2 separate regions of the Homo sapiens genome follow, and region 1 is linked to region 2. The links are chromatin loops, found by intact Hi-C in ENCODE. Cell type or tissue: CD4-positive, alpha-beta T cell. All regions are shown on one strand.

Region 1 (2,500 bases), 960 kb after region 2:
CCCGCCCAGCTCACCTCATTTCCTACCACATCCAACCTGCACCCTCCGTTCCTGGTAAGCCATCTTAACGCCCCCAGTCAAGCCTGAGTCTTCCCTCAAAACAGCTCTCCCTCCTTGAATGGCTGCCCCAAACTCTATTTTTTACAGCCCACCCAGTTCCACGTTCTCCATGAAGTCATCCTGACCACCTCAGCCCACACAGATGGCTTTTCAACTCCCCAAAATCCTCGTGCAAAGCAGTTATAATTTAGCACTCTGTGACTGCCTATAGCATATTCTTCTTATTTTTTTCTTTTTTGAGATGGAGTCTTGCTCTGTCACCCAGGCTTGAGTGCAATGGTGCAATCTCGGCTCACTGCAACCTCCGCCTCCCAGGTTAAAGAGATTCACCTGCCTCAGTGTCCTGAGTAGCTGGTATTACAGGTGCACACCACCACGCCTAGCTAATTTTTGTATTTTTTTAGTAGAGATGAGGTTTCACCATGTTGGCTAGGCTGGTCTCAAACTCCTGACCTCCAGTGATCCGCCAGCCTCAGCCTCCCAAAGTGCTGGGATTACAGGAGTGAGCCACCGCACTCGGCCTTACAGCATATTCTTTTTTATCTCTCTAAGATAAAAGAATTTTGAGGGCAGGGATCAAGACTAATAATTCTCTTATATTCCCCTCAGAGTTCAAGTCACTTCATTGACAATGAACCATGCCAATGGTTCAATGACACCATGCCATTTAAAGTGGAGGACGCGTTTGCCTCTGTTCAAAGACAAACTCAAAGAAAAACAGTAGTATCTTTTGTAAACACCTGTTTTTGGCAAGGCTGCTACCTCTGAGACTATCAGTATTAACCTACTGGCCTGAATCAGAGTGTCTGCAATGGGATGATTCCAGATGGCACAATAAGGAAGGCAGGCACTAACAATACAACCATGTCTTGTTCTCTAGTGTCATGAAAGGCCCTCCCTGCATCTGCATTAACAAAACAGCTTAGCAAGGTAGAGACCTTCATAAAAATATCCAGAGCTGACCATTTCTCATTACCTCCACTACCGTCACTGTGAGCTAAGCCACCGTCACCTCTCTCCCAGGATACTGCAATAGCCTCCTAACTGGTTTCCCTGTATCCACCCTCACTCCCCACCATCTACTCTTGACAGTAACCTAAATGAGCCTGTTAAAATGCTAGTCAGACTGTGTCACTCCCCTGCTCAAAACTCTCTGATCATGGATCAGTCTAAGTCCTGGCAGGAAACAGATGGCACAAAGTGGGTGATTTGAGGAGAGTTTATAAAGGAACTATTTACAAAGATGTGGGCAGGTGTAGGGAAACCACAAGAGAAAATGCAGTATCTGGAGCTGGTAAATCAGGGGTACCTGAACTCCTCATAGACCTGAAGGTGTGAAGGATGGAGAGGGAGGGAGACAAAGAGCTCCGCAGAGAAGGCACATGACAGGAAATGTGACCTTAAGTCTAAGGAAACCCCACCCCACACAAGCCTGCAGGAGGGAAGAAATACAGTGGTCTCATTCTTCTCCTTCTCGGTCACCCCCAGCAATACTTCCCATGGCCCGCAGCCATAAAGCAAGGCAACCTGTCAGTGCAGGGCCCCCTCCTGGGGCACATCTACAGAGCAGGCTAGAAAAGGGCCAAGTGAATCTGGGGCAGTAAATGGCAGGTATACAGCCAAGTGGCTCTCCATCTCAGTCAGGGTATTTTAAAGTACTTCCAAAGGCCAATGAGACCCTACATGATCCGACCCATCTCCTACTCTCTGGTTTGCTAAGCCCCCTGCTCACCTGGCATTCTGCTGCCTTGGTCCTTTGTGCTTGCTGCTTTCTCTGCCCAGAATACTCTTGCACCAGATCCATGATGGCTTCCTCCCTCATCTGAGACTTCAGGTCTCAGATCACATGTGTTGTCACCAGAGGGTTCCCCTTAACACCTTATATGAAGACCTCCCCTGCTCCCACCCCACCCATTCCTGACACACCCTATCCCCTCTATCCCAAGGTGTTACTCTCCACAGCGTTTCTAATTAACATTTTATATTGAGATAGCTATAGATATTAACTCTTTTAATTGACTGCCTCATTGGCCTAGAAACAGTTTCATAAAGGCATCAACTTGGCCTCTTTTGTTTAACAACTTATGCCGAGTGTCTAGAACAGTGCCTGGCACGTAGAAGGCGCTCAAGTATTTGCTGAATGAATGAGAATCAACGAATGGAACAGACGACTCACAGCTAAGGACTCCTTCCACTATTTATAGGTTTAACTCCTATTACCAAATTATTGCTTAACAAATAAACCGAGTCTTCTGATAATCAGATAGGAAGCAGGTAACAAGCATTTATTTTTTGTTTGTTTTTTTTTTTAATTTGAAAAGCTTTCATCTTAAATAGACACAGGGTCTTGCTATGTTGCCCAGGCCAGTACCAAAATCAGTATAGTCGTTTTTTGTTTTAAGAGACAGGGTTTTACTCTGTTGCCCAGGCTAGAGTACCG
Region 2 (2,500 bases):
GCAAACAGACACATCCAAACTAAGTTTTAACGCCATGGGATAAGAACCACAGTGGAGGTATTACAAAGTGCTATGGAAATACAAAGGAAGGCTGGGTCAGTTCTCATGGGAGGGGTAGGGCCAGGCAGGCTAGCAGGAAGAGCCTCTCATGAACTCTTTATTGAATTAATCAGTTGATCAATTTTAAATAAGGAGGTAGCGTTGAAGCTGGATCTTGAAGTATAAATAGGAATTCTTCAGCTCAAAAAGAGAATGGCGCCCCTAGCAGAGAGAAAATTTGAGCTACAGCTACCATTTAAGGTGGTGCTTTCCAAATTAGATATGCTCAGGAAGCCACTGCTGGGGTTCAAGGCGTACTCAAAGCCATGGAATAAGGATGATGTGCCTTTTCAGGGATGTTAATTTTGCTTAAATATTTGGGTAAAATAGGCTATACAAGAAGGAAGTAAAGGCATTTTTAAATTAAAATAAGCATGAATGTTACATAATAGAAGACAAAATTGACATGAACTTTTTTCTTTTGTTTGGTTTTGGTTTTTTTGTTTGATTGAGTTTTGTTAGATACAAGGTCTCACTCTGACACCAAAGTTGGAGTGCAATGGCACAATCATAATTCACTGCATCCTCGAACTCCTGGGCTCAAAGGATCCTCCCACCTCAGCCTCCAAAGTAGCTAGGACTACAGGCATGTGCCACCATGCCAAGCTAATTAAAAAAAAAGAAAAATTTTTTTTAGAGATAGTGTCTTGCTATGTTGCCCACATTATTATCAAGCTTCTGACCTGAAGGAATCCTCCCGCCTCAGCCTCTCAAAGTGCTGAGATTACAAGTGTGAGCCACTGCACCTAGCTGACATGAATTTTTAAGATAAATCATTAGCCCTCAAAAATAAAATAAAATAAAATACTGTGTGCGAGCGGGGTTAGGGGGTTCTGCCTTCTGCTACAGACCCAGATCCCAAGGTCTGTGTCTCTTTCATCTGTCATTTAGGGTATTCTGAAGGAAAGGAAGAGAAGCCTGGTTTACATATAATCTGGGGATCAGGGTGTTGTGTGAGGTGGTCCAGTGGCTGATCACGGCCGGGCAGCCAGAGCCACACAGTGATGAACTTCACAGAGCATGTGAGTGAGTTTGGACTGTACTTGGTAAGTAGAGGAGAGTCCTTGGCAGCCTGCCCAGACAAGGTGACTATGCTGCTTAAGCTGCACTGTGATCCTCACTACACGGACTTGCTGTCTGGACAACATAACTAAAGCACAGTGCTGACCTATTCATTCCCCTGCTCAAGACTTTCAGGGGCTTCTTGTGGCTGCTGAATGAAGTCCAAACTATAAGCAAACCTGGGCTGCAATGTGGAGAATGGATTGCAAGCAACAAGACTGACGGTGAGGAGATGGGTGAGCAACCTGGGAAGCTGTTCTAGACTGAGGCAAGGAAGCACAGTGGGAGTGGAGAGAAGCAGATGGCATTTGAGGTCCTCATTGTTCTCTAACTTGCCATTACAACCTCCATCTCTCATGTACATTTTTCTACATTTGAATCAAGCTAAATGACTCACTACTACTTGTGGTTTCCTGCAAACACATTTTTGCTCATTCTGTTCCTTCTACCTGAAATGTCCTTTCTTGACCCCATCTCCTCCTGATGAAAAGGGCACCTGTCCTTCAGGGTCCAGCTCAAATAATCTTGGAAGCCTTATGCTAAGCATCTGCTATGTGCCAGGCACCATGCCACATGCTTTGCATACTCTCTAATCTCTATTCCCTGCAAAGTGAGTAGCACTATCTCTGTTTGCAGATGAGGGAATGGAGCATCAAGGAGGTTAGGTAACACACTCAAGGCCACTTGGCTTGCAAGAGATTGAACCAGAATTTGAATCCTGATCTAGCTGATGCTAAAACCTGTATTTTTTCTACAACCCCAGACTACCTGCTCCTTCAACTGACTTTCCCTCATAACCAAGCCTACACATGAATTGAATTCCTCCCGTATTTTCTCAATATAGACTGGCACCTCTCTGGATATATAGCATTATTAGAATTGTGGGGTATGATGAAGGAGATATGGGTAGACAAGAAGCCCTCTACCTTTTTCGTTTAATTTCTTTTGAATCGAGGTGGGGTCTCACTCTCTCACCCAAGCTGGAGTTCAGTGGCGCGATCTCAGCTCACTGCACCTTCTGCCCCCCAGGCACAAGTGATCCTCTCACCTCAGCCTCCCGAGTAGCTGGAATTACAGGCACATGCCACCATGCCCGGCTAAAGACCACCTTTAAGAACAACACTGTTTCCATACTCTAGCTTGAACTCTGGTGGCTGTGTGGCTTTAGGCAAGCCACGTCGCAAAACCGAGTTACACTTCATGGGATGATTGGAAAACAAAATGAAATAAAACAAATGAAGCTTGGCAAATGAGCATGCACTCAATAATTGGTTCCTCCTCCCTTGCACATGACAGTTGGTCAGTAAATGTTTTAAAGGCTGAGGGAACAAAATGCTGT

What was found. Hi-C counts contacts between places; a loop is a spot of excess contacts. Peaks named below come from ENCODE experiments on the same cell type or tissue, not always from the same donor. Only the 100,000 strongest peaks of a DNase experiment are listed, where the experiment ranks them.
Region 1: it touches region 2 in a loop (2.5-fold over the local background); 6 of 110 quality-filtered maps call a loop at or near these places.

Annotation. Positions count from the first base shown.
Region 1 is chr14:64,989,402-64,991,901 of GRCh38, reverse strand. The region is part of intron 3 of CHURC1-FNTB (CHURC1-FNTB readthrough); the gene reads right to left. The region is part of intron 1 of FNTB (farnesyltransferase, CAAX box, subunit beta); the gene reads right to left. Among named protein-coding and RNA genes, the nearest start is that of FNTB, 3.8 kb to the right of the region's middle. RefSeq lists an enhancer at 1,255-1,374. In CD4-positive, alpha-beta T cell, no CTCF peak of the experiment used is centred here; a DNase peak (open chromatin) is centred at 1,481; H3K27ac peaks cover 318 bases.
Region 2 is chr14:65,949,072-65,951,571 of GRCh38, reverse strand. No RefSeq gene overlaps it. Among named protein-coding and RNA genes, the nearest start is that of LINC02290, 160 kb to the left of the region's middle. In CD4-positive, alpha-beta T cell, no CTCF peak of the experiment used is centred here; a DNase peak (open chromatin) is centred at 1,161.